2 separate regions of the Mus musculus genome follow, and region 2 is linked to region 1. Evidence: chromatin loops called from intact Hi-C (ENCODE). Cell type or tissue: gastrocnemius. All regions are shown on one strand. Each heading gives the region's core, and the rest is flanking DNA. Links, peaks and the distances in the headings are about the cores only. Region 1 holds the start of Btc (betacellulin, epidermal growth factor family member). Region 2 has its middle 39 kb from the start of Gm19619.

Evidence for each region. Peaks named below come from ENCODE experiments on the same cell type or tissue, not always from the same donor. Only the 100,000 strongest peaks of a DNase experiment are listed, where the experiment ranks them.
Region 2: a loop joins it to region 1, with 3 times the contacts of the local background. A loop is called at or near these places in 1 of 42 quality-filtered maps.

The regions. Positions count from the first base shown.
Region 1 is chr5:91,398,275-91,415,049 of GRCm38, forward strand. It overlaps Btc (betacellulin, epidermal growth factor family member), which reads right to left and starts at 4,720. Exons shown (of 6, transcript NM_007568.5): 1 at 4,384-4,720. The coding sequence starts at 4,447. In gastrocnemius, for the core only: a CTCF peak has its summit at 4,813; DNase peaks (open chromatin) are centred at 4,168 and 4,695; H3K4me3 peaks cover 1,095 bases; H3K27ac peaks cover 1,296 bases.
Region 2 is chr5:91,314,093-91,330,867 of GRCm38, forward strand. No RefSeq gene overlaps it. Among named protein-coding and RNA genes, the nearest start is that of Gm19619, 39 kb to the left of the region's middle. In gastrocnemius, for the core only: no CTCF peak of the experiment used is centred there; no DNase peak of the experiment used is centred there; H3K4me3 peaks cover 881 bases; H3K27ac peaks cover 2,903 bases.

The DNA.
Region 1 (16,775 bases), core at 1-8,000:
TCAAATCTTCCCTAGAACCAAACCTATAAGACATGCACAGTATGTTTGAATTTTCAACATAGAACAGAAGAAATGATCTTACTTTTTGCAAAATGAAAGCCTTTCTTGTGGAAGGCTCTTTCATACCTGCAGTGCCAAGCTCACATAGGAAGGGATGAAAAACCACGCATCCCTGACCTATGGGCCACTGATTTGCAACATGAAATCAAAAGATTTATTCGACTTGTGACTTTCTGGTAGGAACATGCTCACCAGCAGCCATGTGCACTTATCCATTCAATTAACTAATCATTTTTAATTCCTATTTTATGCCAGGAATTCTCTATTCAACCCTTCATGAGCAAAGAAGGCCAAATAATGAATGTGGAATTTTTAAAAGATACAAATGTTCTATTACTGACCCATTCCTTTATGGAATTCATACCAGACTTTCAAAACAAGAAAATTGAATGTGAACACTACTGGGCTCTCCAAACTCATTCTGTAATTCATGCCATTAACCCACAGATCAGTGAATAACAATCTAATCTACATACCCTTCAAAAATGTAAAGAATGAACGCAAGTATTTTATGGTCAGTTGACCTTAACAACTGATAATCAAACTAGGAGATTACTTAATTGATATGAATTCAGATTAAATACCCCATCTCTCTCCAACCATCTAAAAAAAAAAACTCTATTTCTTTACATTCTCACTACTAAAGACTCACTTTAGCTACTGAGAGACTTTTCTTTAAGATACAGTCATTAGCCTTAGAAAGTACATTCTTTTCAATCATATTTGCTTTCCTTTTCAGTTTGGCTTGTGAGCACTAAAGTTAGCAAGAAACAAGAGTCACCCAAACTAGATTTAGGTTCTCAAGGTTTGCCTTTGCATGCAAGCGAATGCAAACAGAGTCCAGAATAAAATCACTCCAGGGTGTTCCCCACTTTTGGCACGTGAGAACTCATTTCTTTGTCATTTAAAGAATCATATAGGACATAGATTTCATTACATATTATCTCTTATAATTCTAAAAGGTGGGACTAAAACACAATGTTAGGGTAAAAGAAAAGAAAAGAAAAGAAAAGAAAAGGAAAGGAAAGGAAAGGAAAGGAAAAGAAAAAGAAAAAGAAAAAGAAAAAGAAAAAGAAAAAGAAAAAGAAAAAGAAAAAGAAAAAGAAAAAGGAAAAGGAAAAGAAAAAGAAGAAGAAAAGGAAAAGAAAAAGAAGAAGAAAAGAAAAGAAAAGCAGTATTTAACATCTCTATTTGAATGGTGCCCTCTCAGCCATGGGAATTAGATCCTGATCAGCTACTACTAGAATTAGTAGCTAAATTTGATTAACAAGAGCATAAGAATGAGAAATGGAAGTCAAGATTTCCAGTGATTCTCTAAACACGATTTTGGATAGTTTTAATAAAATAAAATCAACTCGATGTATGTAAGGGATATTAAGCACATAGATAAATACATGTTTACGCATATAGATTTACAATATGTGTTAAATTTATGTCTATCTTATAAAACTAATTGTTTTGTGGTATACCTCTTTTTTTCTATCTCCAACTCAAATTTCCTTCATAAAATTCCTAAAGGGAGCATCTCATATATATTTTTTTCTTTTGTTGCATCTGCACCTACAAAGCATATGCTATTCCTAACTGATCATGTTTTATTTCAGTTGTTTGTGTATGTGAAGAATGTGGCATTGACACAACACCTCCTCATTGTACAAATGAAGACAGTGACGTCAAGAAGCACATAGCTTACAGGTATCCCAGAGACATGGAGGAGCAGGGATGGAGCCAGGTCTCCCATCTGCTCAGTGACAGTGTGCAGTGTTCTTTTCACTGTCACGAAGGTCACGTCACCTCACATCACACTGCTCACAGTTTTTGCAAAAGTAAAATGACATATGGTTTAAATTAGGAATGGGACTTACAGTGTGTGTGTGTGTGTGTGTGTGTGTGTGTGTGTGTGTGTGTGTGTGTCGCGCGCGCGCACACACACAAGCCTGCCTTGATAGAAGGAGGAATACTTAATGGAAACAGTGATGTCAACAAATCATATCCCATGGCCCTTTGCAAGGGGATCTAGAGACAGAATCTGGTCTCCTAAGCCATCAGTTATTAGGGAGGTTGCGCATTTAGGTTTCCCTGGGTGTATTATAACACTGGGTGAGAGGATTGAGTTGGTTGTTTTGTTTTGTTTTCTGGACAGGTTGAGGTTATAGAATAGAGTGGTTGACAGTTAAGGGGGTAAAGCCCATCAGCCCTGAAAAATCATTTCTTTCCTGACTCTCCCTCTGGCCCAGAAATGTAGCTCATGTTTAACTCATACACTCAAGACAATCAAGCCATTTAGCCCATTGTCCCTTCCCCTCCCACACAGCACCCTAATGCCGGTTTTATCTCCTCTGATTCATTGTTTACTTCCTCCATTCATGACTTGTAACTGAGTCTGCTTAACTGCTTATTGATTTCTGATGAGATATTTTAACTTGTCTTGGATTTGTTTTGGGGTGTTTATTTTTGTTTTTTGCTTGTTTGTTTTGTTTGGTTTGGTTTTGTTTTTGATTCTCCCTAATCTACACTTTCTCTCAAGCCAATTGCTTCTTTCTTCAGGAGAGAATTACTGCTGAGTCAGCATCCCTCCACTAGAGGCTTTTGCCTTCCCCACTCTTACCCCGACTTCCTCCCATCTTTCAGGTTCTCCCAGTACCCACACATATCTTCTGTGTGACTTCTCATCATTCCATATTCAACATGGAGCTCTCCCTTCTCTGCTTGTCTGAGCTTTTCCCTGTCACTTTGGCATTCCCAACTCAACATAAAGCAAGAACCACACCTAAGAATCTCAGGACCACTCTTCTGCCTGCTTCCTGTATACATTAGCATATAGTTCACTATACCAAGATGAAGAAGATCTTGGCTGGGGGGCAATCCAGACAAGGTAGAGGATGTGAGTGCCAGCTGTGTTTAAGTGATACTGACAATAGTCTCAGCACTTCCTCTACACCTCCATCTCATGTCCTCTTGGTTCACATCACTCTACAGTGGGTTAAGGTGACATGCCTCCACTGTAGGCTAAGCCAGTCCTTCCTCTCTAACCTGGACCTTACATGCAGTCCTTCTGCCACCAGGTTGACAAGCATTTTATCTGCCTCTCTAGTTCTGGAGACACAGCCAAACAAAAATTTCACTTATATTATCTGTTTTTACACCTTGATAAACAATCTTGTCCCTTTTTACAGTTGTTAGCCCTCTCCAGGCTTGAGAGAAGGTATATAATATAGCACGGTGACACATAAGAGGTCCCTCTCCTTACAATGTCTCAATGCTCTTAGATTCCACATAAGGCTAGAAAGCACCCTTCCCTTCCAGAACCCCCAAGGACCTCGAAGCAGAGGTCTGGAGATGGCTGGGCTCTCCCACCAGGCTGTCCTCTCGTCTGCTACTCAGAGGCAGAGGGCAGGATGCCACCTGAAGCTGCACTCTGCTTCCACAGCTCTGGCTTCCAGGGAGCCGCCTCTCCTCTCTTGCTTCTGCGGACATCCAGGAGTTCTCAACCAACAGGCCCTAATTTTCCAAATAAAGAGATGTATTTCCTCTCCTGACTTTTCAAAGTAGGAAGCAAAAGGTCCCAAGTGAGGCCGTTTGGTATTTTTTCATTTCTCTTTGCTTTCTCGTCCTGAACGAAAAACAGTCACAGAAAGCTCTCAAGAGAGGACTTCTCCCTCGCAGCTCCTGCCACACGAATGGAAGAAAGAAAAGGGAGAGAGAAGGTGTGTGTGTGTGTGTGTGTGTGTGTGTTTGTGTGTGTTTTCCAGGAACGAGACAGAGAGAGAGAGAGAGAGAGAGAGAGAGAGAGAGAGAGAGAGAGAGAGAGAGAGAGAGAGAGGAGAGAAGACGGGACTGCTTTTGAGACTACCAGTAGCTTAGGAGGATTCATCACACACACACACACACACACACACACACACACACACACACACACACACACACACTCACACACACACAAGCACGTTGCTCTCCAGTCCATGCATGTTAGGAATGCCCGCCTCTGCCTTCTGCAGGTATCCTTCTCGGTGCAGACTCCCTTGCTTCTTCCTTTGAGAGTCTCCTCCCATCTCAGGCACCTGCTAAGCACCTCCCGGGTCCCTGCCAGCACCTTCCGCGAGCTCTGCTCCTGGCACTTCAAGGTGCCACCTGAGCACAGCCCAGCAGCAGGCAGCAGGATCCCTGCCGCCCTGGGCCTCGAGTATACCCAGGGAAGACTCCAACAGGTGCAAGCCAGAGGCGGGATCTTAACTTCACCAGCTCACTCTTTCAGCAAGGTTCACAGGACTCCAGCCCCCATGACTTTCCTCCTGATCTGTAGCTCTCAGAATGAACACTTACCCAGGGCAAGGACCAGGAGCAGCGGCAGGGAGCTGACACTGCTACCCGGGGCTGTTGGGTCCATCAACTGTGCTGTGAGGGGCAGGGCAGCCCCTGGATGAGTCCTCAGGTTCCTTCTCTATGCCCTTCCTGGGCCCTGGCACCGAGAGGGTGCTTGAAAACTAATCCCTGAGCCAGGAGGAAGCGAAACTAAGCAGCAGGCAGCCTGCCTACAGAGCAGGGAAACACCCGGGGCGGGCAGCCAGCGGGCTCCAGTGTCACCCAGAACTGGGAGCCTCCTATTTATCCTGGAGCCTTCTGCACACACCCCCGGAGAGGCACACCACTTGGTGCTGGTAGCCTGCACGCTGCTCCCACCCAGCTGCCCCACACCCATACTCACACCCAAGGACACGCTCAGAGGGCCACGGGGCCAGCTCTCCCACTCCCCCTGCTGGGTCTCACCTGACGGTTCATTTCTTTCCCCCTGTGGGACAAAACAAGGTAAATGGGGCCCAGAAGAGAGGCAGAAGAGGACCTGGTCATGTGGCCTCAACTCATGAAGCCCTCTGGGGGAAAGTCTAGAAGTCTCCTTCTGGCCTAAGGAGCGAATTCTGAGACTAGAGCGAAGTTCACTGAAAAGAAAAAACAAACAGACAAACAACAACAACAACAACAACAACAACAAAAAACCACAAAAAACCTCAAGCATTTGACAGTTGACGCAGACAGGCGATTTCTCAAGAGTCATTGTTGTCTATAGAATTCTTAAAGTTAATACTTCAGTTTTCAGTGCCTTCTAGTCAGTTATTAATTAGCCGGGCATTTTAGCTTGCCAAAACGTCCTTTTGAAATTTCATGTATCAGCTGGATGTGGTGGCACATGCCTCTAATCAGGAGGAGAGCAAGTTTGAAGGGTCAGCCTGGCCCACATAGCACAATATTAGCTCAGAAACTTAGTAACAAATCATCTGAGTAAATAGATAAATAAAAGAACTTCATTTCTATTTTATTTATCCATTATTTTTTCATTTGTTTACCTCTTAATTCTAGTAGGATCTTTCTGTTTCTTTTTCGTGTGTGTGTGTGTTTGTGTGTGTGTGTGTGTGTGTGTGTGTGTGTGTGTGTGTGTGTGTGTGTTGTATGCTTGTGCTTTGCCAAACCTTATCTCTATTTCATCATGCCTAGTAATGGGAACTTTTTATGCATTGAGCCGTCTCTGGAACCCAAAGACACACTGAACAGCCTATAAAAGGGTTCCAGTTTTACCGTATAGCACAAGTATATTTGCATCTGAACTGACCAAGGGGTTTGGGTCTTATGAACTGATTTACTGATCTTGTAAAAGCAATGCATACAATGCATCCACCTTCAGAAGTTGCATTTCTGACACTGGAAAGTACAATAAACATTTTTTTTTACATATGAAAGATAAGTCAAGCATTTGACCCTCCTTTTGAACCCCATTATATAAATTAAGCAAGTGATATTTTATTTCTAAACCGATCCTAGTTATGTTAGTGCCGTAGGCAACTGATGTATCTAGAAGAATGAAGTTTTAAATCCATCCATTCTAGTTAACCCCTTAGAGCCCTGGAAGAGGGAACCGTCTCAGATGATTGGGTGGGGTCCGGAGCAGGGAAGAACTGAGAGATAGAGGGCCATGCACCACAGAGGTGATGGAGTACAGGAAGCCATCAGGGCTTTAGAATGGTGGCACTCCCTCCGTATGTCTCTGTCCTTTTATCTTCCTGGCATCTGCTAGTGTAGGAGGGCTCCTACACCAAGGCTCCTCTCTGAGATGACACCATACTTAACATCTGCCTTCTTATCACCAACAGACAGTGGCAGCCTCCTCTCCTATCCTGCTCTCTGCAAATACTAATAAAAAAAAAAAAGGAAAGAAAGCACACACACTGTTTGCTTATTGAGAAATTATAAGAGGCCGGGACATGATATACGTATTTAGCATTCCTGACGTTCACATGGTAAATTAACTTTTTCAGGCCACTAGAGGATGAAATAGTGTAATTTAATATACTAACTAGGCCAGATAAAGTAGTATCTTTCCCTGGGAGCTTTATTTACTGCCAGAAATAAAATGAAATGCTCCCAAGAATATGTCCTCTAGATTTTCTGGCAACAGAGAGCTAGTCTCTTCAAGGTCAAGAGAATCTCCCTTCCTCTTTTCCACTCTTTTCCTTCTCCCCTCTCCTTCCTTCCCTTCCTTAGTTCTCCCCATCCTCCTCTGCCACCCATACTCCCCAGAACTCTAATTTCTTATGGAGGGATTTAAATCTGAAATCCAAGCTTTAAGTTTGGAGAGAGGGTGGTAAGCATTGACCTTCCCGAGTTCTTATCTGTGTGACCAAGATGTGTCTCAAGTCTTCAACTCAGTGTAGCACAGGAGCCACTAAATGGAACTTGCATCCATTGAGCTAGACATTGTTTGGATGATATCACCCCTGTGTCAGGATTAGTCAGGCACAAGCAGCCCTCCCAAATCTGGTATGAGGCTCTAGAAGATTCCTTTGAAGGACTTTTAGGCATCAGCCTTTTCCTCTTCCTACACAGAGTAGCCTCTATCAAGGATGTTCCTCCCCCTCTTCTGGACAAGACAAAATAAACCTGTAGTTATTTGTGGTCACAACACATAAACAGACACACATGATGATGTAATATGGAAGATTCCAGAACACATTTACTCTGGGTTAACATAGTCTCCAATTTTTGACTGAGATCATAGATTCAGCAGTCCTGGGAGGTTTTCAAGTGGCTATCAGTATGACTTACTTCAATAAGAGTAGCAAATGAAAATCTTTTTAAGATACATTGTTTGGGTATACTGATTAAATAAAATTTTAAAGTATCGAGTTACTGTCTAATAAAATACTGTTTAAAAATCACTGCTCAAGATTTATAATTACTTGATTGTGTTTTAAAGTGAAATACTTCTATGGAAGACTCTGTTTTGCTTTATCTGTCTTTTTCTTGCCCACTTTAGGATACCTTCCTATATAGCATTTCGGGGATCTACGTTTATATACAAAACCTGCTCAACTCGATATCTTTTCTACAGAGCAGCTAAGTGAGAGTTTAGGAGATCTCAAACCTACTCATCTATGGGTTGTTAAATATGATAGGTTTAGTTCACTGTTATTCTCTTTTTCTTCAATCAAGTTATTATTAATGTTATAGAAAGAAAAATCCTCTGTTAAAAGGAGGGGCTAAATAAGCAAACACCTGAGGAGCATAACTCTCTGTGACAGGACCCTAGCATCCCTCACTAATGTGCTTGCCATTGTGGTTTGGTTTTATATCCTGCCACACGGTGTTAGATTTCCATCCGTGTAGACATTCTTGTGGGCGGGGATAACAGAGGCGGAACACCAGGTGCTGCTGTTTTAGGACTCCTTTCAAACTAGAGCTGGATCACCAAATGTATGGATCACAGATGGCTCACTTTCCCAAGCCTCAGTTTCCCATCTATAAAATGTAACAGTCAAGACCGGCATAGGTTTCATGGCAGACCATGATGGATACTTCTAAGGCAGAAAACTGGTGTACTAGAAATCCATTCAATGAGTTACAGTTGTTACGTCATTAAACTATAGACGGTTCTAAGAGGTATCGCCCTAGAAAGGGCTTTGCATAGAAGCTCAGTCCTTGTATCTAGGTTCTGTTGGGGCCTTTGAGCCATCGTGACATTCTTTGAAATCCATGAGGACAAAGGCACGCCCTCGCAGCTCTTACATTTTACAAACCTGCAGAATGTGCACCATCTGTGTGGGGCTCCTCTCCAGAGCAGTGGATGGGGTCTCACTTCATAGAACTGACAGCTGGAGCTGGAATGGTGGTGGAATGGAAGTAGCAGAGCTCTGAGGTTCTCAGGTGAAGTGAGTACCCGGAGAGAGAGCCCTGGGTCAGTGCCCTAAAGCCATTCTTCTCACCTACTGCTTAGGTCTATAATGGTAAAGGCACACTTGAAGGTCTCTGAAATGTTTGGCAAATCCTCCAGTGTTCTGGCGATGCCTTCCAAGCCATGCTAATCTCCTAAGCAAGAGGTTAAATGAAGAAACAATTCGTTTCTAGCATAAAACCAGGCTGAGGACTTTCCAAATTTTCTGGCTGCCTTTTCCATTTTATTATAAGTTCATCTTTAAGTTATTTCTTTGTCATCTCTTTTTTTTCCTTGAAGACATTAAAAGTAAATACACAGAAGCCTGACTGTTTTACTGCTCAGAATCTCCCCTTACCAGATATTCTACGTTACTGTTCTAAAGCTCTGTGCTTTACGAAGTCCGACAGCTTAGACACAGTGCAGGCAATTTTTGTTTTTGAGACTTTACAACAAAGTGGACGTTAATCCAATATTTGGCTCCTCGGGTCCATTTGAGATCTCATCAGAACCTCATTTATTATCTATATTGCTATCCTTCGAGAAGCTCCAGGCTCTCCCTAGACCCCACAGGATCTCATCATATTCATCTTCAGTTCAAAGCTGCCCCAGCCTCTACCCATGACCCAGTTCCAAAGTCAATATTCAATGAGATTACAGCAAAGTGCACAGAATCCTAAATCCTCAAAGCTTTATGTGATCATCCCCCACCTTCCCAGGGCTTCTTAGAGAAGAGAAGTAAATGAAAGGAAAGAGCAAGAAGAAGAAATGGCAAAGAGATGGGGAGCCCTGGATTTTAAACAGCTTTTTGAAAGATATGTTTTAGAGGGAAAAAATGGAATTTTATAAATTCAATGAATAGGGGAAATGTGATATTCAAATTTGAAACATGGTCATGTCTTATTCTTCCCTTGTTCCCAGGTGAAACCATCAAAATTCTTGACATGATGAGTGGTCTCAGTCATCCACTTGATGATACTCTACAGATAGACCTTTGGGTGTCCCAGCAAGGGATTGTCTTACTAGGCTAACTGAGGTGGGATGACCCACCCACGAATGACATCATTCCCTGGCTGGGGTCTTTGTCTAAAAAGAAAGAACACAAATGTTCACGTGTGGTCTGCATCTGTACTGGGGATTCGATGGAACCAGCTGACTCAAGCTCCTGCCGACTTGGCTTTCCCGCCATGGATGGCTGGCCCCTGAGCTGTGTGGGAAAATAAACCCTTTCTTCCTTGAGTTGCTTTGGTCAGGATGTTTCATCACAGCAACAGAGGGAAGCAAGAGATTTGTTTTAGCTTCAGTGAGATTCTGATTCTCCCAGACAATTTAATTATGACCTCAGTCTAGCCATTTTCAGCATTTAAGCATTTACCCACCAAAGGCAGTGCATTCTTTCAGTGATGTCTTTAACCTGATTGCATATTATTCTAAAGTATTCTATTTAACCTGCTTTTATTTGTCAATCATCTATCTATAGATATTACTACTGTAAATACTAAAACTGAAATAAAATACTCAGCAATTAGTTTAAAACACTCTACACCTAGGGACTGGAGAGGTGGTTCAATTGTTAAGAGCATTGGCTAGTCTTCCAGAGGACCAGAGTTTAGTTCTTAGCATCTCACAGCAGCTCACAATCATGTGTAACTCCAGATCCCAGAAATCTGGCACCTTCTTCTGGTCTCCATGGAGAACTACATTTATGTGGTGAAAATGTGTAGTGCAGACAAAACACTCACAGACATAAAATGAAAATCAATAAATCTTTTTAAAAGATGTGATTGATAGCTATAGAAAATTCTTATATTTTTATCTCTATCTTTAAAGAATATTAAGTGTCTACTGATGTCCCCACTAGTGACTATAAACAAACTATAATAGCATCATTTTTGGGATTAACGCACAATGATCACTCACATAATGTTATTGTTCAAATTCAAAGACATGTAGTTCACAATGCAAAAGAAGTACAAACTAAAAAACCTAACAAGAAGTATACACTATGTGAAATAAAGCCGTAGTAGTTCTCTCTGGTGATTAAACTTAATAGACAATCCAGTTGGATCTAGAACCACCTAAGAAAACCTCTGGGTTGTCTGGGAAGGCATCCAGGGGCAGGGAGGAACCACTGGAAAGCCTGCCCTGCCACTGGCAGCCCCTTCCAGCTGTGGCCACAACATAAAGGGCGTAAGGAAAACCCATGCTGCTGCTCTTTGCAGGTGAGTAGTTTTATCCTGTAGCTATTATCATAAGAACCTAGCTAGTCTCACAATCTCACAGTGTGAACTGATACCTGCTCCAGGAACCCCCAAGGCCTTCTTGCCAGAATGAGACTAAGACATCCAGCCTCCTGGACAGAGAACACCTGGTTCTCAGCGACATCACTGTGCAACAGCCATTGCTGGATTACCCAATGTGTCATATGTGAGTCAATACTACATTTTCTTTCATGGGGCATAACCATTCCACTGGTCTGTTCCTCTGGAGAATCTCGACTAATATGGCCTCTGAACTTGTTACATGCATTTTGAAGACCCCTTTCCCTAATCAGGAATTCCACCAGGATTCCACAAAGAGTACAGTTTTCAGGTCTCCTCACAGTATCCACATGGCAATAAGAAGCTTTCAAACTCTGTTTCTCATGATCTTTATATCACCTCCCTCTGTCTCCTCAGAGCTGGGACTAAGCGTGTGCCACCACTACCCGGCTTTTCTGGTTTTTCTATTTCAAAATGGCTCTGCCCCTGCTTGTTGTCCCAACGTTGCATTCTGTAGGGAATTCTCTAGGTCCAACCTGCACTTGATGGGGGCAGACATTTCCCTCACCTGCTTGAGGGCAGAATATCTATGCATATTTTAATTATTTTTGCAGTGATGTATACATTTTATCCAATTGCTCCAGTATTTTTTTGTAAGCAAGGGCCCGTTGACTTAGTGTACACTTGGTATGTAACCAGAGACAACTTGGCTCTCTTTCACTAGCTGCTGAACACGCTTTTGACAGAACACAAGCTCCTTCCTCTCTCTCAGTCGCTGTCACATACGGAACACAAGCAGCATGAAAGGAAAACTCCAACCAGAACCATTGTGTTTGTAAAAGTTAGTCAAGGCGCAGCTACAAAGAGGTGCCAAAATTCAGTGGCTGAGAAAAACGTGGGTTTATTTCTTCTTCATGTAACTGTTTAATGTGGTGCCATGGAGTCACATTCTTAGTACCATGTCCCAGCCTGCTGGGAATTAAACCCAAACATAGGAAGGGATGGACAATGGAAGCGGGTAGCTATAAAGACCAGCCAGCTCTAACCCCATGACCAGATGCAGGAAATGAAGAGGGCAACTCTCATGTTTTCCCCTATTTAGTTTTGAATCTATGTGTCTGGGTGTCGGTGTCTGTGTGAGTGACTCTGTGTGTGTGTGTGTGTGTGTGTGTAAAGCAAAACCCTTTGTCTTATCTCATGTATGATGAAATGTATTGTCTTTCTCTAATTAGTACTTACTTAATTTTTATTTTATATTATAAAATTTAAATCACAGGGTAGTATATAGAATAATAGCACTGAAGGCCTTTGCGTTCTCTGTGGAACACTTGTCTTTTCTTTTGGGTGAGGGCTATTTTTATAATGTTAAGCAAATGTATGACACATTATCACTGTATGGGAACAATATTGTCTCTCTATAATGATTAAACCGGATTCAGGAATTCTGTGTAGTTTTAGCTTCACAAGGAGTAGAACTGTGACAGTGAGTTTCAGGAGTCAGCTTGGTCCAGCAACCACACAAGACAGTTTTCTGGGAGAAGCTTGAATGCAGTGTATGTCATACATGCTCACATGCAGTCCTCATATGGCCATGCACGAGAGGTGGGAAAGATTAAACAGTTGTGCCCAAGGAAGAGGGGAGAAAGGATTTGGTAAAAATATAGTCTCTCCCATCATGAGCAGAAGAAATAAAAAGCATGTGATTATATATCTTCTGGATAATAGCATTGACATATCTGTAAAAATAAAAATAAAAACAAGACAAAACATACCACCAGAAAAAAATATGTTCTTGATGATGTTTGCTCTAGGCCAGAATTGTAATACACATGTCAGATAATACGTATACATTGCTTTCGAAACTATAAAACTATACATAAGTGTGAAGTGTTGTGATTGTTTGTCATTTTAACTTCTTGCATCGAACATAAATATTGGAAATGTATTGATCTTACCAATCACAGCTGGTTTAGAATTTACCAATGGGAAGATACATATTGTCTTAGACTCTCACACCTTTGACATTAATATACAGCTGTCCACTGATGTCAAGCAGGAGCTATAATGAAGTTGTTGATGCATTTCCATAGTACCATAGGTGAGGAGAGATCCCCAGAGGCCGAAGTCTAGCACTAGGCAAGGTAATCTTACAGATGCCTTGAGAGCAGGTAAAGGAGGATTTGTGTGGAAAAGTGGGATCATCAGGGTTTAAAATGGGAAGGGATGAGGAAAAACAAGAGCTGGAATTTTTTTCCCTCTGTGCTTACAGAAACATCTTTATTGTTTTATAGAAAAATTTTAAGGTTCACTTAATTTTTTATTAGATATTTTCTTCATTTACATTTCAAATGCTATCCCCTTTCCTAGTTTCCTCTCCAAAAGTCCCCTATACTCTACCCCCCGCCCTGATCCCCAACCTACCCACTCCCACTTCCTGGCCCTGGCATTCCCCTGTACTGGGGCATATAATCTTCGCAAGACCAAGAGCTTCTCCTCCCATTGATGGCCGACTAGGCCATCCTCTGCTACATATGAAACTAGAGACACAAGCTCGGGGGCGGCGGGGGGGGGGGGGGAAGGCTACTGGTAAGTTCATATTGTTGTTCCTCCTATAGGGTTGCAGACCCCTTTAGCTCTTTGGGTACTTTCTCTAGCTCCTTCATTGCAGGCTCTGTGCTCCATCCAATAGATGACTGTGAGCATCCACTTCTGTATTTGCCAGGCATTGGCATAGCCTCACAAGAGATAGCGATATCAGGGTCCTGTCAGCAAAATCTTGCTGCCGTATGCAATAGTGTCTGGGTTTGGTGGTTGTTTATGGGATGGATCCCCGGGTGGGGCAGTCTCTGGATGGTCCTTAAGTTCTAGAAAGTATTAAGAAGATTGTCACTTAGTACTACCGGAGGATCCAGCAATACCTCTCCTGGGCATATATCCAGAAGATGCCCCAACTGGTAAGAAGGACACATGCTCCACTATGTTCATAGCAGCCTTATTTATAATAGCCAGAAGCTGGAAAGAACCTAGATGCCCCTCAACAGAGGAATGGATACAGAAAATGTGGTACATCTACACAATGGAGTACTACTCAGCTATTAAAAAGAATGAATTTATGAAATTCCTAGCCAAATGGATGGACCTGGAGGGCATCATCCTGAGTGAGGTAACACATTCACAAAGAAACTCACACAATATGTACTCACTGATAAGTGGATATTAGCCCCAAACCTAGGATACCCAAGATATAAGATATAATTTGCTAAACACATGAAACTCAAGAAGAATGAAGACTGAAGTGTGGACACTATGCCCCTCCTTAGATTTGGGAACAAAACACCCATGGAAGGAGTTACAGAGACAAAGTTTGGAGCTGAGATGAAAGGATGGTCCATGTAGAGACTGCCATATCCAGGGATCCACCCCATAATCAGCATCCAAACGCTGACACCATTGCATACACTAGCAAGATTTTATTGAAAGGACCCAGATGTAGCTGTCTCTTGTGAGACTATGCCGGGGCCCAGCAAACACAGAAGTGGATGCTCACAGTCAGCTAATGGATGGATCATAGGGCTCCCAATGGAGGAGCTAGAGAAAGTAGCCAAGGAGCTAAAGGGATCTGCAACCCTATAGGTGGAACAACATTATGAACTAACCAGTACCCCAGAGCTCTTGACTCTAGCTGCATATATATCAAAAGATGGCCTAGTCGGCCATCACTGGAAAGAGAGGCCCATTGGACTTGCAAACTTTATATGCCCCAGTACAGGGGAACACCAGGGCCAAAAAGGGGGGAGTGGGTGGGCAGGGGAGTGGGGGTGGGTGGATATGGGGGACTTTGGGTATAGCATTGGAAATGTAAATGAGCTAAATACCTAATAAAAAATGGAAAAAAAAAAGAAAGAAACTTACTAGACTAAAGAATTTAAAAAAAAAAAAAGATTGTCACTTTTATTCTCTGTTAATGTGTACATGATAACATATATGATAAAAAGGTATAACTAATATCAAAGCATTTATTTTAATTGGGATAAAAATAAAACTCCAATAAGCCCTGATCAAAATTTAATTTTAATTGAAATATATCTCCCTCAATTTCCATTAAAAGTAGTAACCCATGATGTTTGCTGAAATCTTCTTTGATTTACTTTGGTAAACTTGAAAGTTGTCACCTGAGAAAGCTAACAGGTTAAGACATCACCACCTTGAAGACAAGCACACAGTCTCAGGCTGCCACTGAGAGCATCTCAGGACTACTTCCTGGCTAGGACATCAGGCTCACAGCTTTCCCAACTAGCCAGGGCAAGGGGCTTGATCTCAGCAAACGGAGGGGTGAGGAGAGCTGAGCTGAGTGTTGTTTACCTTCTGGGTTCATTTGTTGTACATAATATGATGAAAGGAAAGAGTTTTGTTTTGGAGGTTCCAGTCCAAGATCAACTGGCTGCAGGGCTTCCAAACTGGAGGCAACACATGGTGACCAGAGTGTTTGGTAGGTAAAATAAAATAAAATAAAATAAAATAAAATAAAATAAAGTAAAAACCACTTTTCAGTGACCAAGAAGCAGAAAAGGGGAAGGGATCTGGCCTCAAAACCCCCTGAGGTGTCACGGCCACAGTGATCTCAGGACTTCATTACTCAGCTCCATATCCTGAAACAGCCATGGTCTTCTGCTGGTGGCACTACCCAAGCATGTGGATTCTTGGAAGAACTCAAGACCCCAACTGTTATATGTTCTTTTTTGTTTGTTTGTTTATGGTCAACTTTCACCTTTCATATAATCAATTTTTCTTCCTGTCTCATATTCCAGGAGAAAGATCTATAGAACTTTGAAATACGAATCTGTGTGGCATTATCCTGGACTGAGGAACAGGTGTAGAACCGAATCGAGGGACGATGGACTCTGTAGGAGAAATCTGATTAAATTAAGCAAAGAAACTGTGATAATGTCAGCTACTGACTTTACAAAGCCCCTGTGTCATTTCCTCCCATCATGGAGGTGTATAAAACTGAGGCTGAGCTAAGTTAATTTGTTGCCATAAAGGCAGATTATTATATAAGTGTTCCTGGCTGTCGGATTCTGTAACTTGGAACACGAATTTTGCTTACAGAAGATGAAGCTTCTCTGTGGGCTGCTAAGCAGTAGAAGCAAACGGCAGTGTTTGGAAGATTACATTTTAATATGTGACGTGACCAGCCTGCCTTCAGGACAGCGGTGACATACATTCTAATTATGGAAGCCTCCAGGCCATGATCCACTTCTCTTCTCAGCCGGAGCTGGAATGCAGGATTTCTACATTGGTGATATGCTTTGTTGCCACACCGACTATAATTAAACGGTATTTAATGCTCTTAAAAATACCAGGCCAGAGCAAGCAGGGTGGCTCAGTGGTAAGGGGACTTGTTGGCAAGCCTGTGTGCTTGAATAGTATCAATCATCAGAAGTCTTAAAGAACCAACTCCCACAAGTTGTCCTTGAGCCTCCTTCCATAAGCACAGCAATAGAGTGCGTGCACAGCATAGAAGTTAGGAATTCTAAAACAAAAACAAAAACTAGATGAATCTAGGCTAGGGATAGTCTAATGCCACATTAACACTGGAATCAAGAAAACTTATTAGCAATGAGTTGATAATTCCTTACCTACTGGGAAGCAAGACCTCTGAAAACTTTGTAACTCAAGTTTAGACAGCTCATGCTATCCCCCCCCCCAGCCCCCAGCTTTTAGATTAGCTCTCCAGAAAGGGAATGGACTTCAAAGATTTAAATATCAGAGTAAGAGAGCCAATCCCATGTCAGAGGTCCCTTGGCCAATGAAGTTGTTAAAGCCATTGGTTTAACATTTGGTTATTCAGTAAATATTCCTAAAAAGGCACAGTGAGCAGGGCAGAACAACACAGGAGAGGCTCCCGCGTGTTTCTCTTGCCTCTCCTCTTGGTCCTTTGCTAACTTTTAAAAGGCACGTGCGTGGAGCACACTATGAGCACGTGAATTCAGCACTCACAGAATCGGAGGTGTCAACTCTCTTAGAGGAAGTTGTGCGCGATTGTGAAGGCACCTGGTGTGGGTGCCGGGAACTGAACTCGTGTCCTCTGTAGCAACAGCGCATTCTCTTACCTGGTACTTCACTTCCCCAGACACTTCTGAGTCACATTCTAATTCTGCCATATGAACTTTAACATACAGATTTCAAGAGGAGGTAAGGAGGCCGACTCCAAGGACAAGAGAGTTCTGTCACCTAAATGGGGGCAAAACTGG
Region 2 (16,775 bases), core at 4,968-12,967, 79 kb before region 1:
TAAAAGCCAATCTGCCAGGACTCTACTTCTGCTAACTCTGAGCTAAAAATACCAAGCAAGCATCAACAAACCTACACACCTCATCCATCTCTGTCCGGGATGGAATGCCAGCAAGCCTTCAACCCCTTCCAAGTGGCTGAAGTCAGCAAGCCAGGAGAGAACGGAGTCTTGGACGTCAGCTTTGCAGAAAGATTTACTGAGCAAAGATTTCATCGCCATCCCCTCTTTTTTATATTTCTTGGTGTTTTTAATTGTCTAAAGTATCAATTTTATATCAGCCATATTAATTATACATATCTATGGGTTACAATCTAGCATTTGATACCCATCTACAATGTGTAACAATCACGTCGGGGAAACTGGAGCGTCACCTTAGACCAGTATCACTTCCTTGCTCACCAACCATGGTTTTAAAAAGCCTCTGTATTATTTGTGACTATTGAGAAGGGTGTTGTTTCCCTAATTTCTTTCTCAGTCTGTTTATCCTTTGTGTACAGAAATGACATTGACTTGTTTGAGTTAATTTTATATCCAGCTACTTCATTGAAGCTGTTTATCAGGCTTAGTTCTCTGGTGGAATTTTTAGGGTCACTTATATATACTATCATATCATCTGCAAAAAGTGATATTTTGACTTCTTCCTTTCCAATTTGTATCCCCTTGATCTCCTTTTGTTGTCTAATTGCTCTGGCTAGGACTTCAAGTACAATGTTGAATAGGTAGGGAGAGAGAGGACAGCCTTGTTTAGTCCCTGATTTTAGTGGGATTGCTTCCAGCTTCTCACCATTTACTTTGATGTTGGCTATTGGTTTGCTGTAGATTGCTTTTATCATGTTTAGGTATGGGCCTTGAATTCCTGATCTTTCCAAGACTTTTATCATGAATGGGTGTTGGATTTTGTCAAATGCTTTCTCAGCATCTAACGAGATTATCATGTGGTTTTTGTCTTTGAGTTTGTTTATATACTGGATTACGTTGATGGATTTCCGTATATTGAACCATCCCTGCATCCCTGGGATGAAACCTACTTGATCAGGATGGATGACTGTTTTGATGTGTTCTTGGATTCAGTTAGCAAGAACTTTATTGAGGATTTTTGCATCAATATTCATAAGGGAAATTGGTCTGAAGTTCTCTATCTTTGTTGGGTATTTTTGTGGTTTAGGTATCAGAGTAATTGTGGCTTCATAGAATGAGTTGGGTAGAGTACCTTCTGTTTCTATTTTGTGGAATAGTTTGTGAAGAACTGGGATTAGATCTTCTTTGAAGGTCTGATAGAACTCTGCACTAAACCCATCTGGTCCTGGGCTTTTTTGGCTGGGAGACTATTAATGACTGCTTCTATTTCTTTGGGGGATATAGGGCTGTTTAGATCATCCTGAGGGAGGTAACCCAATCACAAAGGAACTCACACAACATGTACTTACTGATAAGTGGATATTAGCCCAGAAACTTAGGATACCCAAGATATAAGATATAATTTGCTAAACGCATGAAACTCAAGAAGAATGAAGACCAAAGTGTGGACACTTTGCCCCTTCTTAGAATTGGGAACAAAACACCCATGGAAGGAGTTACAGAGGCAAAATTTGGAGCTGTGACGAAAGGATTGTGATTGCCATATCCAGGGATCCACCCCATAATCAGCTTCCAAACGCTGACACCATTGCATACACTAGCAAGATTTTGCTGAAAGGACCCAGATATAGCTGTCTCTTGTGAGACTATGCCAGGGCCTAGCAAACACAGAAGTGGATGCTCACAGTCAGCTATTGGATAGATCACAAGGCCCCCAATGGAGGAGCTAGAGAAAGTACCCAAGGAGCTAAAGGGAACTGCAACCCTATAGGTGGAACAACATTATGAACTAACCAGTACCCCGGAGCTCTTGTCTCTAGCTGCATATGTATCAAAAGATGGCCTGGTCGGCCATAACTGGAAAGAGAGGCCCATTGGACTTGCAAACTTTATATGCCCCAGTACAGGGGAACGCCAGGGCCAAAAAGGCGGAGTGGGTGGGTAGAGGAGTGGGGGTGGGTGGGTATGGGGGACTTTTGGGATAGCATTGGGAAATGTAAATGAGGAAAATACCTAATTTAAAAATTTTTTTTAAAAATGGGAAATACTCTACTTTATAGGCATGAAAATAAATAAATAAATAAATAAATAAATAAATAGTCTCTAATTTTAGTTGCCGATCTACCCATGCTTGTAAAGAAACGAGTGTGTGGAAAGGGGATTTCTGCAGGGTCTCTCCGTCAATGACACCTGAGTACTTTTGTGATCAGGTTGAGAAGGGGTTCACATCCAGAGAGCTTACAGCTCACCTTGGGGAGAAATTGCTCTAGGGGCTTTCACTTGCACAGAAGGGAATGGAGGCACCTCACTGGCTACAGAGGACCTCAAAGGCTGCAGCACCTCCCCCCACCCCCCGTGGACAAACTGCTTGTCATTGGCCTTTTCTTCCTTTCTTTTTCTTTTTTTATTAAAAAATTATTTATTCCATCCATCCATTTGAAAAAAAAAGCATTTTCTGTGTGTGTTTAATTTCTTATATGACTCTTGCAAGGGCTAAGCATAACACAGAATATAACACACATGGAACCTGAGCTCCTTTTAAGTATTTTTTTTTAGATATTTTCTTTATTTACATTTCAAATGTTATCCCCTTTGCTAGTTTCCCCTCCACAAATCCCTTCTTCCTATGCCCTCCCCTCTCCCCCTGCTCACCAACCCACCCACTCCTGCTTCCTGGCCCAGGTATTCCCCTATACTGAGGCATAGAGCCTTCACAGGACCAAGGGGCCTCTCTTTCCATTGATGACCAACTAGGCCATTTTCTGTTACATGTGCAGCTGGAGCCATGAGTCCACCATGTGTACTCTTTGTTTGGTGGTTTAGTCCCTGGCAGCTCTGGGAGTACTGGTTAGTTCATATTGTTGCTTCTCCTATGGGGCTGCAAACCCCTTCAGCTCCTTGGGTCCTTTCTCTAGCTCCTTCATTCGGGACCCTGTGCTCAGTCCAATGGATGGCTGTGAGCATCCACTTCTGTATTTGTCAGGCACTGGCAGAGCCTCTCAGGAGACAGCTATATCAGGCTCCTGCCAGTAAGTGCCCTTGTTGGCATCCACAATAGTGCCTGGGTTTGGTGATTGTATATGGGATGGAGCCCCAGGTGGGGCAGATTCTGGATAGTCATTCCTTCAGTCTCTGCTCCAAAACGTTTGCCTTATGCAATATACTCTTTCAGCGACTGTATATGCCAGTTTTTCCTGCTCAAGAAATGAAAATTTTATAAGTAAACAAAAATACTACTCCAGAAATGCAGCAGCAGGAACTTATCCACAACATAATAGATGGGATGATTTTACAAGAGATTAGACTGGGGTTGGTGTGCTTAGGTTCAGATAACTACACCTAAGGACCTATGTGCTAAAGGCTAGATACCCAACACCATGGGGGTTAAGCCTTCAGATGTGAAGTTTCCTAAAAGATCTTTGGGCTGTTGCAAACATGCCCCTGGGGTAGACCACAAGACCTTGTTATTTCCCCCCTTCCTTCTTGACTGGTGGCAGCTCTGATCACCTCCACACTTATCATGAGAGGCTGCCTTTGCTCGAAGTCCAAATCAAATGCAGCCATTCGGTCTGGGTCTAGAATTTCCTAAGAAACTAGCCAAAATAAATCTTGTTTATCTTTAAATTCATTGCCTCAGGTGCTTCATGGTGGTTATGGAAAGCTAAGCCGCCAAGCTGACTTTCAAACATTGGTTCTTTTTCAGGCAATGTCAAAGGTTATTTATTTCCTACTTCACAATGATATTCTTCATTAATCATTATCCTCATTTTTCTTAGCCATCTTCTTGATTATTCCTTTCTGTCTACTTGGATGACTACTGATCTCTGTACTCTGAGATGAGTACTGGGGGTGTTCTCAGTGGGTCTTGGCTCAGCCCATCCCATCAGACTCTATTTCCAATGAATGAACGTTAATCTCATCGCTTTTGTTGCATTTAAGGATGGATCCCAAGGTCCAAGGGAGCACAGCTGGCTGTCAAGCACTCTCCCATGAGATCTGTCTTCTTTGGAATGTAAACACAGGGAAAGGAAACTATTATATAATGTAAGAATTCAGTGTCTCCAAAGATTGAGGGACCAGGGGATATTACACACTCCCTAGACAGCCTTTGTATCTCAGTCCATTTGAACTCTTGACACTGCTTGTTCTCCATCTCCTGTTCACAAGGACCTTGTCTCTTGCTCTGTCCACACACACATAATAGCTCCCTGTTTCCTAAACTTCTGAATAAAGTCATACAGTCATATTGTTTATAAAGGTAAACTTCATCTCAGTGTAGTCCAGGAATCATGCCACAGCCCACATTAACATTTGTGATCTTAACCTCTTCATCTCTGAGTCTCCCACAAGGATCAGTTTCTTCCACTCCCTTCTGTTTTATCTGCCCTTCCCCCTACTGCTAACTGTATCTCACTACTTCCTAGGGTGCAGTCAGGCTGGAAAGGGCAGAAGCTTCTGTGGTTCTGGGAACTTTTAACCGTAGACAATGCAGATATATAAAACATAAAATTGGGAAGAGAGACCTAAAGGGAATTCATGCAAATGAGGAGCCCCAGGCCTCAGCTACATTGGCTGTGGTAGTCCCTGCCCACTGCTGAGGTATCATCCTGTCTCCTATCAGACCTGCCAGCACCCAGGAAACATAAGCCACCATCACCAAACACAGTCAGACTTTCAGTATATTCATCTAGCTGCATCTCTTTTTCACAAATATTTTAAAAATCAAAGATCTTACGTGAGCATGCTTGATTCACATGGCACTCAGTACAAGGACCCTAAGATCTGGCGCTTCCTCTTCATCTGTCGTAGACAGTCCTTTCCTTCCACCTGCACATAGCATCTCTCCAGCAGAGACATCTCCTTCTCCATTTAGTCTAGAAGATGGGCCCCAGGACTGAGAGCTGAGCATCTGACTAGCTGGCACCGGTGGGCACATGATTTCTGCTCATGGATCTGAGTAAACCGGGTGACTATTGATACGTGTTGGAATTCATCAGTCTCTGTTGAATAGATAGTCTCGTTTATGGCTCAACCTGATCAGTTTGACCTGAGATAGCACAACTTAACCTGTGGATTCTATGTGTGCTTCTTGATATCTTGCATTTCTGAGCATAAATTAAGCTTCAAATGGTTGGATAAGTTTCCCTTACCTCTTATGCACCCACTACCAACAGCCCTCCCAAGATACAAGTCTAGATTTTGAGAATATAGTTGCCATCCACTAGAAGGATCCCTCATAGTTGGGTCTGCGTATTAAGACAGGTAGTGAGGAGCATCTCAGAGAACCTGAGTACAGGTAAAACTCTGTGAGTGCTTCTACTGGAAACACTTAACATTTTCTATGTTTTTGGTATAATACAAGGAATGCTCATGCTATCCCCAGGTATATTACTATCCTATGTTTTCTATACAGGAAGACAGATATTTTGAAAAGTTCAATGATCAGTCAATGATAATTTAAAACCCACATTGTTTTTGCTTGAAAACTATACCATCTTTTGGAACAAATATTAAATTCCCATTTTATAAGTCTAAAGAAGTTTCTTCGTGACTTCAGGCACTTGCATGACCCTTTGTGGTGTACATAGCACAGGCTCATCTGAGAGGTATGAACGCTTGGGAATCAGTGCGCACCTCAGCAACGCGCTTCCCACGATTCTACCGTTAACATCTCCAGAGCAGCAAACATGCTGCAGAGCTCAGAGATCCACCATGGGAAGTCACACCACAAACAGGGCAGGAGTGGCAGTCAACCTTATGAGTCATTCGGGACAAGGGTCAGCGAGCTTTCCCATGACAAGCCAGATAGGCAGCACTTTTCCCTGGGCAGGACACCCCACATCTATGATCAAGATGCGCCGATCATAGAGCTTTGCCACACATAGGCATTCCATATACAAAATTAACCAGAGAAAGCAGTTGAGAATTCTAAGTTTTGAAATAGCTGTGATGCTGGAAAAAGCCTAGGCTTGGCTGACAATAACCTGTGATTACTCACAAAGCAATATCAGTCTTGAAACTGGTTCCAGGGGCTGAAATAATGTGTAGTGTCCAGGAAGGGCACTTTCCTGGGTTTGTGTAGGAAAGCCAATAGCTGCAATCCTCATGGGTTTCATGCTTTAACCACTTGGAAATTACTCTACCTTCCAGGTTAAGCAGGTTCTGTAATTCCTAACCAGCAACATTTGATATTTTCTATAGACTAGGGGCTCCTTTGGGGTTGCTCTTCTCCCATATTTTGTGTGAAAGCTCTTTTCTCCTTTTATGCTGCGCCTAGAACATGAGTTCCATTCAGACTCAGTAAAGAAGGCAGCAGAGGTCTTAAACTTTAAGAGGAGGAAATGAGTCAGTGAGATTGTGGTGTGCTCTTCCCAGCATGCTCAGCGGTGTGGAAGGACTGTCAAGGAAACAGAAGAACGCAATTATTTTGTTTCTTCTATCCAAGTCTATTTACAATGTCTTTCTCCTAATCTTAACCTGTGAGTCATGACCCTCATGGGGGTTGAATGACTCTTCCACAGGGGTCACATAATCAGATATCCTTCAGCTTGGATAATTATACTACTATTCGTCACAGTATCAAAGTTATGAAGTAGCAATGGAACAATGTTATGGTTGGGTTCAGCACACCATGAAGAACTGTATTAAAGGGTCACAGCTTTGGGAAGGTTGAGATCCTAGAACTTTTCTATAAAGACTGAGAAACAGGGAGTCCCACACCACTTGGATCCAGGTCAGGGGAGCCAAACACCTGAGGGAGGCTTAAGAACTTAAGAACTTACTCTTGACTCTTCTATGACATGTGACTGTTTTTTTAAGGGTCAGACCTAGTTAGGAATTCTCCTTCATATTGACCCTTTTATCCTCTCTCTAGAAAGAGTGTATTAATATCAGGAGCTGGGGCAACTATTTTGCAGTAGTGAAGTTGATATTCAAGAATAGCGGGACAGAAAGACAGGAGAAGCTGCTTTGACATCCCCAAGTGACTGTAACAACGCTGTTATTGAATGAGAAGGCAGTATCCTGACTGGTGACACTCCTGTGACAAGCACTTCTATTTGGATTTGAATGAATTTCTAACCAATACATGAATACATGTTCCATAGCCATTAAAACACATACTATGAGAAAAAGAATATTAGCCAAATTGTAATGATGAATTAAAACTAAGAAAAAATAAACTGTCCTGTGGGCAGAGAGATTAAGAAACTTAAACCAGATAAGTATATAAGGTGATACAATATATTGAATGTCTCAAGCTTATTTCTTTCTCCCACTTAATGAATAGTTTTACTATAATAAATGTTAATAAATATTACTATGTAAAATATTATAAGGGGTCAGAGAGGTGACTGTCTAAAAGCATTTCTCAATTCCCAGCATCCAAAGGGCAGCTTATGTCTCATATCTAACTCCCGTCCCAGAGGGTCCAACACACTTTTCTGGCCTCTGACAGCACCATGCCCACATATGATTTATAGACATACAAGCATGCAAAATACCCATGTACATAAAATGAAAATTAAATAAGGGAAAAATATATAGAAAATAATGATTTTTAAGCAAAGACAAAATATCACATATTTACGTATGTCTACTAAATTATTGACTGTCAATGTTTTCATCTATGTATTTATCTGTAACTATTTATCTTGATTTATCATGTCCTAAATGAAGTGCCTCCTTTATACATCACAAAACCACAATCAATGTCATTTATCCTACCACAATTGTCTGAGTGGAATGACTTAAGATAATGTAAGCTCCCCCACACAGTATTTAATTATAGAATTGCCTTCTTGGAAACTACATGTCTCCATCCCATGACTACTCTCAGGTTGCTTCACAGTTTATTTATACTCAAAAAGAAGGCCACTGCAGAGACGAGAGGAGGCAAAGGCAGGAGTGAAGCTGCCATAGCCAAGCTGGCACCTTCCAGAAGCTTCTAGAGCCAAGAAGAGGATCTCCTTGGAAGCACTTGATTTTAATTCATTAAAACTGACTTTGGATTTTTGGCTTCTAGCATTGTAACAGGTAAATAATAGAGACTTAAGCTGCTGTGTTTGCTGTGGTGCCTATAGCAAACTAATAAGTGTGCCAAACTGACATCTTTAGTTCAACTGGCACAGAATATAGCTCATTAGTATAAGAGGACACATTCTTAACTAGTCTCAACTTGATGAAAACAATATTTCATGGGTTGCATAGCAAGAAAGGATAACTGGCATGTAAAACAGGTATAGTTTAATATGTCCGCTGTGAAGATTCCCAAGGTAGGAGTTCCTAGGAATGGGAATGCTTGATGTGTTCTGGGGCCTGAAATATTCCCTAATTGCTAGAGAATACTCATGACAGCTTCTCTCATCCTTAGCAATTAGGGAGAAACGCCATTGCTTTGTTACTACACATCACCCCTCCCCTACATTCAAGGAGAGGTACGGAAGGAACACTACAGAGAAAATATAAAGGCGCTTTTGATGAAGATAACAGTTTGTTTGACTCGGTTTACCATAATTGCTATTTTCTTGATGCCTCTGATCACATTTTAACACACAAATAAAAAATGTGGGCTTCGCTTACAATCCACAATCATTTCCTTTTTTTCCAAACAGTTGTTCACTGAGACATCTGCCAAAAAGATTAATGATTTTTCCCAAGAAATATTTAGAAGCTTGTATAACTTAGTCTGGGCCCTGGGTGAGCACACTCCAAGATTAGGTGCAGTTGACCAAGGGAGTCAGGTGACTGGTCCCACCTGTAAGTTCTTTATTGGCAAACCAAGGGCTCTCAAGTGATCTTTAAACAGTAGTTTTCACTTTGAAATGTGTGATGTCAGAAAAATGTCAAAAATCTGTTTTATGTTGCTTTGTCGAGTGATTTTTCTGTGTGTCTTAAAATTTTATCAAAAGCAACAATTCCAATCAAAATCAGAAAACAGAAGGGAAAGGAAGAACACTGTACGTTGGTTTTTTTTCATTTCTGTTCTAAGATGAATGCATATGCCATCACTTTGCTTGCCTGACATCAAAGGAGACTCTTTCACACTAACCCTGCCCAGGTCTGTGCTAAGATTTGCTGGCTGCGGGCACTAAGTGAGTTCCCTCATGGCTCTGGATTAGTTCTTTCTAGAGTGTCTCAAGATTGCCAAAGGGCATCACAGAGTGTGACATACTCAAGTACCTATGGTAGTGAAACTGAACAAACTCAAACAAAACCCATTTTTGACAACATCTACCTGCACAGAGTATACAATCGAATCAAGGTTGCTTAGGCCTTAGTCTCACTTTTGACTTGTGAGGCAGTTGCTGGAATCCCATGCTGCCTCCTTCAGCTCTCCAGTCTTTGAGATCCATGGAAAGCACAGAATGAGAGATGAGTTTATTGCAGTGAAGTGTGGAATAATCTCAGAGAGCCAATGGCTGGAGTCACTCTCTGCAACTGTAAGCCCAAATAGACTCTTCCATAGTTGCTTTTTGGTCATGGTGTTTGCTCATAGCAATGAAAAGTAGCTACCACACTGCTGAAGCACAAAAATATACTACCTACATGGCTAGCCTAAGAGGACATGATATGCTGTCCAAGAGAAGTTCTATTTTGTCTGATCTACCTTTCTTCCTTCTGGGTTATTATGGATGGGTGGGTAGATGGGTGGATGTAACAGATGGTTGGATGGATGGATGGATGGATGGATGGATGGATGGATGGATGGATGGGTGGGTGGATGGATGGATGGGTAGATGGATGGATGGATATGTCCTTTATAAATGAAAGCATCTACTTTATATAAAAATTCTATTCCAAAGTGCCATTCAAAAATTCTCTCTCTCTCTCTCTCTCTCTCTCTCTCTCTCTCTCTCTCTCTCTCTCTCTCTCTCTCTCTCTCTCTCTCTCCCCAAAATGCAGGCCATCTGTGCAGTCTTCCATGCCATTGATGAAATGATCATCAGTAGATAATGATATGACAGTTATACAATAGATCAAAAGCCATCCCCAGTTCTGACAGTAACATTGTGTTCTCTGCATTCTGAAAGCCGGGGTAAAGATTCAGGATACAAATAAATACAAATAACGATAAACTATTCCACAGTTTGTATAATACCTATAAGCAATGATCTAGAAATGACAACTGAGTCATCCAGGCAGGATCATCAGTGACATCAAAACCTCCCCTTCAGATCCTCAGATGAGGAAGCTGAAGGCCAGAGAGGTGAAATGTTTTACTAAAGGACACTCAGCTAGCAAAGCCAGATCTAAGATGCATATCCGGTCTGCTGCTCTTTGAATAAGTGCAAAAAATGCAAGTTCTCAGCTTAAGTTTATTTAGAATTAATGTCACCTTTAACTCCATGAATCATTTGGCCAAGGAGGTCTTTCTTTAGTATGTTTTCATTTAATAAAATATGTTTTCATTAGTAAAAAACATTCTAAACAGAGGAATTGTATCCCCTGGTTGTGTCGTCATCAATGCTGCCGAAGGTTATTTACATAAGGTTTGTCCCCCAAACCAAGATTGTCAAGGGGCCTTGCCTGGCTTGTCCCTCCAGATTTTAATCTTTTCGTACTCAGGGCTGCATCACGGTACAAGCAGGCTTACTGACTACTCAGATGAACCCCAGGCAAACTAAGAGCTAAATGTCAATTGTGGTTAACTGAAACTTAGATCAAATAAAAATCTTAACATGGAAAACACTAATATTCTACATCATCTGTTTTTATAAACAAAAGTCATAATCTGGAAACGTAAGTGAAATTACACCTTGATGTAAAATGTAAAAGTAGAAAGAATAATCTCAAATTGCCTATTTTATGGTCATATATTTCAGTCACGTATATACATATAAATTAAATTATGTTCATTTTTACTTTAAAACCATCCCTAATGAGATAAACTTTATTTGCACTTAGCTTCACCTTCAAGAAACATGAGGATTTAGACAATCCAATTTTCTGAATACTTCTAGTTTCTTATTTGTCCATTAAAGGAAAAAAAAACCTAGAATTGAAGATTTCTGAGTTCCTGTCCAGCCATGGTGGCTACAGTCTTTACATGCTCCATATTGTGCAAGGAGAAAGTGGGACACAAACTCACATGTGTTCACACTGTGAGGTATAAAATCTAATTCTGACCCAAGATACTGAGTACTCAACTTCTATTCCTCTGGTACATCAAAGGGACACACATGCAAATGGGAAAGCTCCCACTAGTTAAAGCTACACAATTTTACACAGAAAATAAATGGAGTGGTATTGCCTTGAGCTATAAGACACAAAATAAATAAATCCATACTACCATGAACACATTATTAAATGATGCTTGTATATGTTCGGCCTTCAGGGAGCTGGAACATAACTCCCCACATTTAGTGTGTAGGATTTGAGTGACTTCCTTCCAAAAGAACTTGATGAAGAAGAGATAAACAGAAGGGTACTTGCTGTGGAGAAATTGCCCTCAGCCAGGTGACCCAGGTGAGCGCCAGCTTTGCTGGCCACATAGTACCCATGATGCCATACTATGTGTCTCCTATAAAGGCATCCATGAAAAGAGAAGCAGGGAGTGCTGGGTTGCATGAAGTCTCCTTGTCACCATCACAGCTAAATGATATCTGCACTGGTGTAAAGAGCACACCTTAATTTATGTACTTTATTATGCGTTCTTATTTATTTGGGGGAAGTGTCACTGGGGAGAGCAGTCTGCAGGTGCTGCCTACGGATCAGATTCAGGTAGTTAGATTTGGCAGCAAGAACCTCGATCCACTGAGCCATCTCGCTGGCTCTAATTTACATTTCAAAATTATTTAAATGGCCAAGATTCCAACATGAAAATAGTCTTAATAATATTTTTGACTACATTGCGTAAATCTCTCAAGTTCTTTCAATAGTAATAAAGAAATTGATAGGACCTGAGTGGCTCAGGACACACCCAGACCAATTTCTCAGGACAAAAGAGATGTATTTGCCCCAGAGGGACAGAGGGCAGGAATAAGAGACAAAGACAGGATAGAGAGGACAAGAAAGAATGGAAAAGGAACAAGGAAGGCAGGGAAGCATATTTGTTTTGGAGGGACAAAGGGTTGCCTCTGGATAAAGAGGAGACAGATGTGGCACATAGGCAAATGGCAGTTTATAAAGGGAAAGGGGGAAACCCTGTGTTAGGATGAGTTGGTTACTTTTGATTGGACATGTTAATTAGGTGAGCCAAAGGGGTTTTTGATTGCTGAGCTTTAGTAGTTTGATAGCTGGACTTTGGTGGTCAGTCTCAGGAGGCAGAAATGGCGAAATAAGGGAATGAACCTTGGGGGCTAGTTTTAGAAATGTGATCTAACAGTTTAATATGGCAGAAGGGACAGGGGACTGAGGGGCAGGGGACAGGGGCAAGGACCATACATGCCAGCACCATGTTTGCCATGCCCTGGTCTACTAGAACCCTTCAATTATATCTCTGAATCAAGAGGCAAAAACAAATGATATGGAGACCCATAAAGATAATAATTTTTTAAAAGTCTTTATATTGGTTACCATATTGTAAGTGTATTTAAAATGAGCAAGATACAAGATTAACTTCCCTGGATATGTTTTCCAAACATCAGAGTGTTTGAAAGTTCATTAGAAATAACTCATGTGAAATTTTCATTCGGTCAGATATATTTGAAATTAGTTCCAGTTCATGCCTTATTTCTATTTCTTCAACTTGTTCCTAATTATCCAGCCTTTTATTTGGGGCATCAAAGCACAGCCAATGCTTTAGATAGCACTATTTTTAAGGAAATGTTACAGTTCCCTCATGGACACTCCTACTGCCTTCCTTGGCCCAGAAGTGGTGCCTCATAAATGTTTGATGAATGAATGCAGCTGCCTCTTATTGCTTCATTCATACTCGGTCTTGACAGTCTCCCAGGTGTGATTGCAGGTCGGTGTGGGTGGTGCCCTCTACTTTTCCTTTACCACACTGTCTCACAATCCAGCCCTCCATGGAAGGCCTGATGACTACAGATACACATCATATCCCCTTCCGGACTTCTGCAGCTGCTCTTATGTGTTGGTTGGAACCAGAAGATGGAAAAGCCGAGAGGCTCAGACGCAGAGATGAGTGCCTTATTTTAGTAAATGCTGCTCTATACTATGCTACTGGGAAACAAACGAAACCCTCTCCTGGCAAGCTCCCACCTTTCTGGGAATACCTGAACAGTTTGGCATAACATACTGTCTGCGGTGGTTTGAATAAGAATGGCCCCCATAGGCTCATACTTTGGAATGCTTAGTCACCAGGGAGTGGCAGTATTTGAAAGGATTAGATGCAGCCTTTTGGGGAGAAATATGGTACTGAAGAAGGCTTTGAAGTTTCAAGAGCCATGCTAAGCTCAAAGTCTGTCTCTGTCTCTGTCTCTGTGTCTCTGTCTCTGTGTCTCTGTCTCTCTGTCTCTGTCTCTCTGTCTCTCTGTCTCTCTCTCTCTCTCTTCACCCACCCCCATAGCTTATGACATGGTTTACTTGCCTGCAGGCAGCCATCCTCCCACCATGATGATCAAAGGCTAAACCTCTGACACTGTAAGCAAGCCCCAATTAAATGCTCTCTTTCCTAAGAGTTGCCTTAGACATGATGACTTTTCACAGCAATAAAACAGTGAGGAAGACTCTGCCTTGAAGCCTGTGTTTTAAACCCAAAGTTTTCTCCTGGTTAGCAATCCTCTGCATTGTCTAAGATTCATAGGACTTTTTTTCCTTTTTTTTTTTAATTAGGTATTTATTTCAGTTACATTTCCAATGCTATCCCAAAAGTCCCCACATGCTCCCCCATCCACTTCCCCACCCTCCCACTCCCACTTCTTGGCCATGGCCCTTGGCCCTGTACTGAGGCATATAAAGTTTGCAAGACCAATGGGCCTCTCTTTCCACTGATATATATGCAGCTAGAGACACAAGCTCCGGGGGATACTGGTTAGTTCATATTTTTGTTTCACCTATAGGGTTGCAGATCCTTTTATGTCCTTGGTTACTTTCTCTAGCTCCTCTGTGGGAAGCCGCAAATGCCATTACAAGATGGCGCTGGCTACCACTGGCCACCGCCCATGATTATGGGTAAACAACCAATGTGCGCATGTGCATAAGAGTTTGTTTTTTTTTTTTTTTTTTTTTGCCGAGTCACTGCCTGGCCCGACGCATATTAATGAGGTACTGGTAACATAACCAATCAGGTATGGACACGTCACTCCTAGGCCTATATAAGCAGCACCATTTCTGGGCTCAGGGTCTTTCGCCTATGCAGTCAATGCTCGCCCAATAAACGTGTGCAGAAGGATCCTATTGTGGCGTCGTTCTTGCTGGCGAGTCAGGCACTCACACTCCTCCATTGGGGGCCCTGTGATCTATCCAATAGCTGACTGTGAGCATCCACTTCTGTGTTTGCTAGGCCCCAGCATAGTCTCACAAGAGACAGCAATATCTGGGTCCTTTCAGCAAAATCTTGCTAGTGTATGCAATGGTGTCAGCGTTTGGAAGCTGATTATGAGATGGATCCCCGGATATGGCAGTCTCTAGATGGTCCATCCTTTCGTCACAGCTCCACACTTTGTAACTCCTTCCATGGGTGTTTTGTTCCCAATTCTAAGAGGGGGCAAAGTGTCCAAACTTTGGTCTTCGTTCTTCTTCAGTTTCATGTTTTTCGCAAATTGTATCTTATATCTTGGGTATTCTAAGTTTCTGAAGTAATATCCACTCATCAGTGAGTACATACTGTGTGAGTTCTTTTGTGATTGGGTTACCTCACTCAAGATAATGCCCTCCAGGTCCATCCATTTGCCTAGGAATTTCATAAATTCATTCTTTTTAATAGCTGATTAGTACTCCATTGTGTAAATGTACCACATTTTCTGTATCAATTCCTCTGTTGAGGGTCATCTGGGTTCTTTCCAGCTTCTGGCTATTATAAATAAGGCTGCTATGAACATAGTGGAGCATGTGTCCTTCTTACCAGTTGGAACATCTTCTAGATATATGCCCAGGAGAGGTATTGCGGGATCCTCTGGTAGTACTATGTCCAATTTTCTGAGGAACCGCCAGACTGATTTCCAGAGTAGTTGTACAAGCTTGCAATCCCACCAACAGTGGAGGAGTGTTCCTCTTTCTCCACATCCTCGCCAGCATCTGCTGTCACCTGAATTTTTGATCTTAGCCATTCTGATTGGTGTGAGGGTGGAGTCTCAGGGTTGTTTTGATTTGCATTTCCCTGATGATTAAGGATGTTGGACATTTTTACAGGTGCTTCTCAGCCATTTGGTATTCCTCAGGTGAGAATTCTTTGTTTAGACAAAAGGCCACCAACAGAGTGGGAAAGGATCTTTACCTATTCTAAATCAGATAGGAGACTAATATCCAATATATATATAAAGAACTCAAGAAGGTGGACTCCAGAAAATCAAATAACCCCATTGACAATGGAGCTCAGATTCATAGGACTTTATTCATATGAAATCCCACCCTGCAGGCTGTGGGGCTGAGTGGGTGTAGGGGAAGAGGGGAGGGTGAAAGTGTGCTTCTGGCCAGAGTTCCTCCTGTGCTCTAGGCAGGCAGAGGCGGTAAGGCTGCCAGATGCTTTCCACTTGGCCCAGGTTGGGCATCTAAGCCACTGACACCACTCGACGGGGTATGTGTGGGGGAGTGGACAAGGGGCATCCCCCATACCCGGGGCCCCAGGGTGACACTCTCGGCCCCAAGGTTATGAGAGAGAGGGCAGAGGGAGAGAGGTTCCCATGCAGGCAAGAGTACTAAGTCTGGTCAGTGGTTGGAGCACAAGAAGACCTTCTGACAGGAGACTAGAAACAGCTCATTAAGAGAAAGCCCTAACCCATAGTCCAAGCACAGTGGGCCTTGATGAACAGAGACAGTTTATGGTTTTAAAACTTTATTGTAGAAAGGCAGGGAGAAAGGAGAGAAGGTAGAGAGAGAGAGAGAGAGAGAGAGAGAGAGAGAGAGAGAGAGAGAGAGAGATTGAGAGACTGGCCATGGCCAAGAGGAGGGAAGGGGGAGAGAGAGAGAAAGAGGAAAGGCTAGGAAGTAAGAGACACTAAGAGAGTGAGAGGAGAGGAGGAGGAGAGAACAAGGTGGGGCCAAGCAGCCCTTCTTTTGGTGGGCTGTTATCTTACTGTTGCTAGGTAACTGGGCAGCATCTAACCTGAAGGTCAGAAGCTTGGGATATTGTCTATGTGACTACTAGCCACAGGCTTCTCCTGTGGGGGCTGTGGGGGTGGTAACTTCAACAGAAGCCATGGTTCCAGGAGATATGAGGGAACGCCTACCGTCCCATGTAGGTGAATTATCACCACTGGGTTTCTCCAGGGTTCCACACCTCAGCTCCACTGGAGACCAGCCTGTCTGTGTATTCCCCATTGCCCCACACTACCCTACAAATTAGTCCATGTTTTCTCTCTCACACAGAAGTTTGCATAGTAAAATAGAGAAAGGCTCAACGTACAAGAACTCTTCAAGTCTGTATTTAAATGCTCTCATTGGCCAAAGCAAACCACAGAGTGTCTTGGTACATATTTTGTTTCTGTGACAGAATGCTTGAGACTGAATAATTTATTTAAAAAAAAAAAACCTACTTAGCTCACAGTTCTGGAGATTGCAACCAAATCTGTGGTTCTGGGTGGAAGCCTCACGCTCTATCATATCTATGACAGAAAGGCATGCCCTCAAGGAAG